Linked DNA regions of Homo sapiens: region 2 is linked to region 1. Evidence: chromatin contacts called from ENCODE Hi-C or POLR2A ChIA-PET data. All regions are on one chromosome and are shown on one strand. Each heading gives the region's core, a stretch centred on a gene start or an enhancer-like site at or near the end of the contact. The rest is flanking DNA. Distances are from core to core; before and after follow the strand shown.

Region 1 (4,627 bases), core at 1,580-4,079:
TATTCTAGCCCAAGAGTTGGCAAACATTTTCTGTAAAGAGTCAGACAGTAAATATCTTTGGCTCTACAGGCCACACAGCCTGTCACAACAAGGCAGCTCGGCTGCTGTAGGGTAAAATCAGTATAGAACATGCACGTGGTGATGCTTTAGGTATCTTAACTATTTTCTACTGAGCACAGCTGTATTTCAATCAAAGTGTAGACACTGAAATCTGAAATTCATGTAATGTTCCCAGTATGAAATACTCTCCTTTAAAAATTTTCCAAACCATTTAAAAAATGTAAAAACTATTCTTAGGTGTGAACCATACAAAAACACACTGGGTTGTCACTTGGTGACCCCCTCTCTAGACCACAGTGTCCTCCTCCACGTAGGACTTCCTTCCAGTTTCCTTTCTATAGAAGCAGCAGCTGCAGGGGCCTGATTCTGTTTCTGACACTGCTTGACTGCAGCAGTCAGAGCGACCATTTGAGACCAGTGAGACTATCTTGAAAGAAAAAGACAGCATGGAACAATCACCAGAAGAGAAAAGGAGAACAACAGTACATGTGAGAAAAGTGAATGGGTCCTTAGGAAGAAACCCAGGAAACCATGAACCTACAGCAATGCCTCTTTTGGCTCTAATTTGTTTGAGACGGGGTCTCACTCTGTCACCCGGGCTGAAGTGCAGTGGCGCAACTACGGCTCACTGAAGCCTCAACCTCCTGAGCTCAAGAGATCCTCCCACCTCAGCCTCCTGAGTAGCTGGGACTACAGGTGTGTACCAACACACCAGGCCAATTAAAAAAAATTATAGAGATAGGGTCTATGTTGCCCAGGCTGGTCCTGAAGTCTTGGGCTCAAGGGATCCTTCCACCGAGGCTTCCCAAAGTGTTGGGATTACAGGCGTGAGCCACCACAGCCAGCTGTTTTGACTCTTTTAAAGCATTAACTTCACATTTTAGTTCTAAGAAAAGGTCAGTTAAATCCCCAAATAGCAAGAACCGCAGGTGTTTCCAGGAGGCTTTTCTTAGAAGTCCCTATGCCAGTTCTCAAGAACCCTGGACGCGGCTGTCTTGAGGGCTGCACAAATGCAGATTCTCAATTCACAAATCAGCAGACTCAGTTCCTGTTCCTCTTACCAGGCCTGAGATTCAGGCTAAGGAGAGCTCCAAGACTTAAGTGCAGGCACTGGTAGTTTCCTCTAAGCTAAACCAGCCAGCCCTGACAATTCATAACCTCGCTCTCTGGGGCACCAAGAGGAACCAAATCCATCCTACTAAAGACCCAATAGGGGGCCGGGCGCGGTGGATCCTGCCTGTAATCCCAGCACTTTGGGAGGCCGAGGCGAGTGGACCACCTGAGGTAGGGAGTTCGAGACCAGCCTGACCAACATGGAGAAATCTCATCTCTACTAAAAACACAAAATTAGTCGGGTGTGGTGGTGTATGGCTGTAATCCCAGCTACTCGGGAGGCTGAGGCAGGAGAATCGCTTGAATCCGGGAGGCGGAGGTTGCAGTGAGCCGAGATCGCACCATTGCACTCTAGCCTGGACAACAAGAGGGAAACTCTGTCTCAAAAAAAAAAAAAAAAGACCCAACAGGAGATGGGGCTAGACGACCATCAATGGTTTGATGGTCCAACCACAGTTTGATGACAGAAAACAAATGTATTTTGGTTATTGTTGTTTTTGTTTTTATACTATTTTAAAATATGTCATGAATGTAATGTTCACTAACGCATCTTTTCACCATAAGATCAGCTATGAGCCCACGGTAACACAACTGGAAAGTAACAAGAGGAAATGTGGACGTTCCATCATTCTTGGGGTGCAGACCAATCCTGTATTTCCGAAAAACTTGGACAACCATCGCCTTCAAGAGCCACCCAGGCCCCCGCAAATACGAGCACTCCCCACCACCACTCAGTGGCACAAAATAGCCATAGGCCAGGTTGTCTGTATGAAGTGTATCTTTTTTCTTTTAATATTTTTCGTCGTTTTGATAGATAACGCATACAAAGAGTAGTAAAACGCAAACAGCACAAAAGGGAAAGGAAGTTTCCTTCCAAGGGCGGTTCCCCTCCCCTAGGGCAGTTTCCTGTGTTCCTTTGCAGAGATACTCAGTATGTTTACAAGCGTGTGTGTTTATTCGTCTCAGGTAGAGACCAGAGAAATATAGAAGGGGTCCTCCCAACTGCTCCAGGCTGTGATCAAGGGTGAAATTCGTGCGAAGGGATCTGGGTAGGAAGGGGTCCCTGGGCTTCGACCGTCACCTTAAAGCTCCCCGGGACCGGTCCTTTCAGCCGGCTCTGGGCTCCCTCCCCTCCTCTCGGGGATTTCCGTCTGTGATAGGGCACCTCCCCGCTTAAGGCTTTTCGAGGATCCCTTCAAGGCCACCGGTTAGCGCTGAAAGAGAAGCGTCTGTGACATCACCACCCCCGACCAAGTTTAGGGTACCCGGCAGCCCACCGGGGTCCCTAAGCGCTAGATACGGCTTTAACGCCCTCCCCGCCGCCAGGAGTCCCGTGCGTCGAACTGAGACGGGCGAAACTCTGGATCCACCTCCCTGCTCGGGCCTGGAACTGGAAGAAGCAGCAGCATTAGCTCCCCCTCGCCCCAAAACTGGCCAGGGCTGTCCTCGGTTCCCGCAGTGGGTGTGTCCGGGTGGCGGAGAAAGGGTTAAATTGGAGCTAGCCTGGTCTGGCGGTGGGTAGTCACCTGTAGCCACGGTTGGTAGCCCGCGGAGGGATGCGGTAGACGTGGACGTCAGGCTTGACACAGAGCACCGACTCGTACCCGCTCTCCTCCATCGCGACGCCTGGAGCCCACCGAACTTCCGGCGACTTCCACCGTTCCTCTGTCCGACGGACGGAAGCGGTGCGACTCTCTGACCAGGTTTCGGCTAGAGCGGCAGCTCGCGGGCCTCAGCACCGCCTCGTTTGTGCGCCCTCTGCTGGAAACCCGGCTCAAGACACGTGGCGGGCGACCTCCGGAGGCTTCTCCCTCCCTCCAGAGGCTTCTCCTTCCCTCCAGACACCCTCCGACGCAAAGAAAGCGCCCTGCGCCCGCCATGGACAGACCCCTCTGTAACCCGTGGTCTGGGTGTGGATCATCCCCATCGCTTCAGTTTCTTAGGCCTGGGGCCCAGTTGACCGAGAGGCAAAGCTGTAGCCCACCCTGCAGTATCTCTGTCCTCCAGCCTTTGCCTCGGCGCCTCCTCTGCCTGAATATCCTTCCCTCTCCTGACTGTAAGGCTCAGCTGGCACCTGACCCACCAGACTAAATAGATGCCATTACCCTACCACCCTCCATGCTTCCCCTAGGGGAACCCACTTATATGCTCAGGGCCCCGTGTGGCCAAACCTCAACAACGAGTTGTATTCAAAGAAGTAAAGTTTAGTAACACAAGTAATTTAAGAAGAATTCCAGGCCGGGCTTGGTAGCTCACGCCTGTAATCCCAGCACTTTGGGAGGCTGAGGCGGGCGGATCACCTGAGGTCAGGAGTTCGAGACCAGCCTGGCCAACATGGTGAAACCCCGTCTCTACTAAAAATACAAAAATTAGCCGGGCTTGGTGGCGTGTGTCTGTAGTCCTAGCTAGTTGGGAGACTGAGGCACTAGAATCGCTTGAACCCGGAATGCGGAAGTTGCAGTGAGCTGAAATTGTGCCACTGCACCTCAGCCTGGGTGACAGAGCGGGACTCTGTCTCAAAAAAAAAAAAAAAGAAGAAGAAGAATTCCAGTCTTAACTTCGATTTCTCCCAGAATATTCTGGGAGATACAATGTCTACCCTAGCCAAATTCTCAAAATCCCTCCTTCCCTACCATTCTCTCATTGAGTTGAGTGCCTGCAATGTGCCAGCCCCTATGTGGGGGTGAAGCTGATCCCAAACTTCTGATTCACTGAATACCCCAAACTTTCCCCACCCCTTCTTTCCTTTTCTCTCTCACTCTCCTTCTCCTTTTTACTTTTTTTTTTTTTTTTCTTCAGACAAAGTCTCACTCTGCCGCCCAGGCTGGAGTGCAGTGGTGCAATCTCGGCTCACTGCAACCTCCACCTCCCGGGTTCAAGCGATTCTCCTGCCTCAGCCTCCCGAGTAGCTGGGATTACAGGCACCCACCACCAAGCCTGGCTAGTTTTTGTATTTTTTTGGTAGAGACGGGGGTTTCATCTGGTTGGCCAAGCTGATCTTGAACTCCTGACCTCAAGTGATCCGCCCACTTCGGCCTCCCAAGTGCTGGGATTACAGGCGTGAGCCACCACGACTGGCCATTTCTACTCATTTTTTATAAGCTTTTTATTATAGGATTGATCTAACCACTTACATTTTTATTGTAAAATATACATAACATAAAATTTACCATTTTAAGTGTACAATGCTGTGAAATTAAGTACATTCACAATATTGTGCAACTATATCATGCTTTCCAGAACTTTTCATCATCCCAAACAGAAACTCCACACCCATTAGCAATAACTTCCCATTTCCTTCTGCTCCATCCCTTAGTAACCTCTGTTTTACTTTCTGTCTCTATGAATTTGCCTTTTCTAGATACCTCTTATAAGTGGAATCATACAATATTGGGCTTTTGTGTTTCTTATTTCACTTAGCATCAAGTTTTCAAGGTTCTTTCATGTAGCATGG
Region 2 (4,627 bases), core at 1,408-3,907, 510 kb before region 1:
GCCACCTCCTGGAGAAGCGTGGTAACAACCACCCAAGGCCAGGGGTACTGCAGGGTGAGTGGCATGCCCTGGAGCCATGCAGTCATAGCCTGCACCTCTGTCAGAGGCAGCCCTGTCTAGGATTTGGTGGCTGAGGGCCCCTGTCCCGAGGGCCACTCTGGAGAGCATGTCAGTGCCAGCAATCATAACTTATGGAGCATTTGCTAAGTACCAGTCACTATGCTAAGCCCTCTATGCAGATGGTCTCAGCTCATCTTCAATACCTTTCACTATCCTATCCCTATTTCTACAGGTGGGGAAATGAAGGCACGGACACCTTGGGTAGCATCACCAGTAAGCGACCAAGATTCGATTCAAACCCAGGCAATTCAAACCCAGAGTCAGTGTTCTAGTAACTTCCCTGGCCCCTTGCCTTTCTATATGCTGAGGTCTGAGTGGCTCTTCATATGCAAACAGTACTTCTTAGCAAATGAAAGTGCTTTCCTGCTGTACATTAGGTCAGTATTTCCCAAATGTGGTTGTGGACCCTCTGCATCAGGATTACCAGGGCTGGACCAGATTTGGGACCTGGGAATCTGCATGTCTAATAAGAACCACAACCTCCCCATCCCCCCAGTCCTCCTAGCTGTCCCCAGGACCTCCACAACAGAGAGGAAGTCCCATTTCACAGATGTAGAGACCGAGGCAGAGCAAGAACGATGATGAAACACTGGCTCAGAGTCCTGCCCACCCCTCCCCAGCTGCCTGAACCTTTTCACGCTGGAGTCGCTGTAAGTCCTCCTCGTGAGCTGCCCGCTGCTCCCGCAGAGAGGCCTGGGCCTCCCGCTCAGCCTGCACCAGCTTCTGGGCCATCAGCTCCTTGTCTAGACTGGCTTTCTCCTGTGTAGCTATTATTTGCTGCCGCAGGCCCGCCAACTCCCCTGCACGAGAGGAATGGGGGAAAGGGCAGGGTTGGGTTGAAACTTTTCCTTGGGCCAGCAGACTTAGGCCAGGTGAGCCACATGGGCAAAATCCCAGAGGCAGAGGGCCTGCCTGGCATCTAGTTTGGGTCCTCTTGAAGTGGCTTGCCCTCTCTGGGCCTCAGTTTCCCTATATGCTACATGGGCCCACTGGCCCTGACCCCTTTCCTGCCTACCTAGAATGGCATTAAAGGCATAAAATGACTGATGAGAAGGCCTCCCAAATGGGACGGATGTCAAACATATAACAACCCTAGGTCAGGTGCCTTGGCTCACGCCTGTAATCCCAGCACTTTGGGAAGCTGGGGCAGGTGGATCACCTTAGGTCAGGAGTTCAAGACCAACCTGGCCAACATGGTGAAACCCTGTCTCTACTAAAAATACAACAATTAGCCAGGCGTGGTGGCAGGCGTATGTAGTCCCAGCCTCAGGGAGGCTGAGGCAGGAGAATCGCTTGAACCCAAGAGGCAGAAGTTGCAGTGAGCTGAGATTGCACCACTGCACTCCAGCCTGGGCAACAAGAGTGAGACTCTGCCTCAAAAAAACAAATAGGCCGGGCGCAGTGGCTCATGCCTGTAATCCAGCACTCTGGGAGGCTGGGTCAGGTAGGTCACCTTAGGTCAGGAGTTTGAGACCAGCCTGGCCAACACAGCGAAACCCTGTCTATACCAAAAATACAAAAATTAGCCAGGCATGGTGGCGGGCATATGTAGTCCCAGCTACTTGGGAGGCTGAGGCAGGAGAATCGCTTGAATGCAGGAGGCAGAAGTTGCAGTGAGCCGAGATCGCACCATTGCACTCCAGCCTGGGCAACAAGAGTGAGACTCTGTCTCAAAAAACAAACAGGCTGGGCGTGATGGCTCATGCCTGTAATCCCAGCAGTTTGGGAGGCCAAAGCGGGTGGATCACCTGAGGTCAAGAGTTCGAGACCAGCTTGACCAACATGGCGAAACCCCGTCTCTACTAAAAATATAAAATTAGCCAGGCATGGTGATGCATGCCTGTAATCCCAGCTACTTGGGAGGCTGAGGCAGGAGAATCGCTTGAACCCAGAAGGCAGAGGTTGAGGTGAGCCGAGATAGTGCCATTGCACTCCCGCCTGGGCAACAAGAGTGAAACTCTGTCTCAAAACAAACAAACAAAAAACAACCCTATTCCTGACTGAGCACTTACTATGGGTCAAGCGCCCAGCTAAGTATTTTAGACATAACCTCATTTTGTCTTCATAACATGCCTATGTAGTTTATCCTCATCCCCATTTAACAGATGATGAAATGGAGGCTCAGAGATCAGCAGCAACTTCCCACAGCTGCACAGCTACACATAAAGCATCTCCTTTAATGACTGACATGAACATACCCGTCAAACGTTAACTATTTATATTAATGGAAATGACTACAGGGAATGGAAATGGTATAGCTACCATCTAAAAACCATCTCCCGGGTTGGAAACCCACCAGCATTTCCCTTCCTGGTTCTGTCTGGCTCAGGTGTACATGGACAGGAAAATTAATTTCCATGACCCAAGTAGGTGCTTAGTTAATGTTAGGTGAGCAGAAAGAAGCCCTGAGTTCAGAGACTGGATGGGAACGGTGCAGGGAAGTGGGGCTGGGATTCTGGGGCCAAGAGAGTCATCTGAAAAGCACAGAGAACTCAGACTAACAGGCCTGATGACCGATGAACGGCAGTTACTGTTGACTCAGCCAGGCACCGTGCCACGGCCTTACACGCTTTTCCCACGTCATCCTGGCAACAGGCTTAGAAGGTGGGCATTGCCACCTCCAATCATCAGCTGAGGAATCTGCAGCCCAGAGAGGAAAGGGGCTTGCTCAAGGGAAGGTGAGATCTAAGTGGTGGCACAGGACTGGAACCCAGGCCAGCCAGACTCCTACTCCAGTGCTCCCAACTTCTGTGAGACCCCAGACCTTGGGAGGCTGCAGTCTGGGCTGGAACCTGGTGTTCCCCCCAAGTCCCCAGCCCCTCGTACCAGTCAGGGTCTCCTTGGCCAGCAGCAGGGCCTGCCCCTCGGCTTCCAGCTGCTCCCGGCGGGCCTCAAGCTGGGCCAGCTGCCGTTGCACCTCAAACAGGCTGCCCTCCAGGGCTTCCTTCTCCAAGCTGCAGCACATACAGTCCCTGAGGCCCTGGGACTCAGCCTCCCTGGCCCCAGGAAACTGTGGATCTCAGGGAGTGGCCAGGCATGGGCCAAGTGCCAATCTACCTGCCTGGCCAGGCCCACACTCCCTGGGGAAGCCTGAGCCACAGCTAGGACGAGTCGGCAAGCCAGACTCCTTAGTAACTGCCCCTGGGGGCCCGTGCCTGCGTGTGGCTGGTCATGGTGTGGCCCCAGGAGGACCCCCCAGGGCGGGTTGGGCAGAGCCCAAGGCCTTACCGCAGGCGTGTGGCCTCCTCTGACAGGGTCCTGCCTTCACGCTCCGCAGCCACCAGCTGCACAGCCAGGCCAGCGTGCTCCTTGGCTAGCGCCTCCTTCTCACGGGCCGCTCGCTCCAGCGCCTCCACTTGCCGCTGGGCCTCCCGCCGGGCCTGCTCCAGCTCCTGCTCCCGCCCGCTCAGCTGCCGGGAGAGCTGGCCCCCACCCAGAGACTGAGTAGCACTCCCAGCGTCCCCCAGCTTGTTCATCGTGCAGCACCCCAACTCTGGGCCTAACCCAGTCCTGGCAGAAGGCCTGGGTTTGAGCCCAGGGTCTGCCCTGATGTGCTACATGTACTTGGGCAAGTCATGACCTTCTCTAGATCTGCAATGCACGTGTGTACAAAAACCAGGGCCCAGCCAGGTACGGTGGTGCGTGCCTATAATCCCAGCACTTTGGCAGGTGGATCACTTGAGGTCAGGAGTTCAAGACCAGCCTGGCCAACGGGGTGAAACCCTGTCTCTACTAAAAATACAAAAATTAGCCGGGCGTGGTGGTGCACGCCTGTAGTCCCTGCTACTTGGGACGCTGAGGCAGGCGAACAGCTTAAACCCTGGAGGCGGAGGTTGCAGTGAGCCCAGATCGTGCCACTGCATTCCAGCCTGGGCAACAGAGCAAGACTCTGTCTGGAAAAAAAAACAACAACAAAAACAAAACAAAATGAAACAAAAAAAATGAGGGCCCTCACTCAGCTCTGGGAGTAACAGAACCCTTGTATTACTCTAAACTTGCAGAGAAGCTGAATATATAAACCAGACCCAAGTGCAGCTGCTCGGCAGGCCTCAAGGTGGAGACCTGCACCCTGCTTCCTGCACCCCCTACCCCATCCTCTAGAGGCCCCTCCCAGAAACCTAGGCGCTCCAGGATAGACCTTGCATGAAGGTCCCTGGATCCCTGAAACATTAAGGTCTCTTCCAGATGTGATGTTCCCAAAAGTCTAAGATTCCAATTCTAAAAAGTCTCCACCTATTATTAATCTGTATCATTATTATTATTATTATTATTATTATTATTATTGAGACGGAGTCTTGCTCTGTTGCCCAGGCTGGAGTGCAGTGGCATGATCTTGGCTCACTGCAACCTCTGCCTCCTGGGTTCAAGCGATTCTCCTGCCTCAGCCTCCCAAGTAGCTGGGACTACAGGCGCGTGCCACCACGCCCAGCTAATTTTTTGTAGAGATAGGGTTTCACCGTGTTAGCCAGGATGGTCTTGATCTCCGGACCTCAGGTGATCCACCCGC

Evidence for each region. A loop is a pair of places that touch in the nucleus more often than their neighbours do. ChIA-PET counts read pairs that join two places held with the same protein, here RNA polymerase II (POLR2A). Pooled maps may share reads with other maps.
Region 2: a map of K562 shows a loop between it and region 1 (29-fold over the local background). The contact joins the enhancer-like site here to the promoter of NECAP2 in region 1. A Hi-C loop is called at or near these places in 2 of 168 maps with a recorded cell type or tissue (GM12878 and K562), 1 of 37 single-sample maps with no recorded cell type and 10 of 50 pooled maps. POLR2A ChIA-PET finds 5 or more read pairs at or near these places in 1 of 52 experiments (CD4-positive, alpha-beta T cell).

What each region holds. Positions count from the first base shown.
Region 1 is chr1:16,438,926-16,443,552 of GRCh38, reverse strand. NECAP2 (NECAP endocytosis associated 2) reads right to left here and starts at 2,829. Exons shown (of 8, transcript NM_018090.5): 1 at 2,700-2,829. The coding sequence starts at 2,791.
Region 2 is chr1:16,947,246-16,951,872 of GRCh38, reverse strand. CROCC (ciliary rootlet coiled-coil, rootletin) reads right to left here. Exons shown (of 37, transcript NM_014675.5): 18 at 3,349-3,542; 19 at 2,947-3,074; 20 at 751-920. Among named protein-coding and RNA genes, the nearest start is that of CROCC, 28 kb to the right of the region's middle. Within about 2 kb of position 2,657, at least 9 of the 41 ENCODE cell types and tissues checked have a DNase peak (open chromatin) inside an H3K27ac peak, as active enhancers do.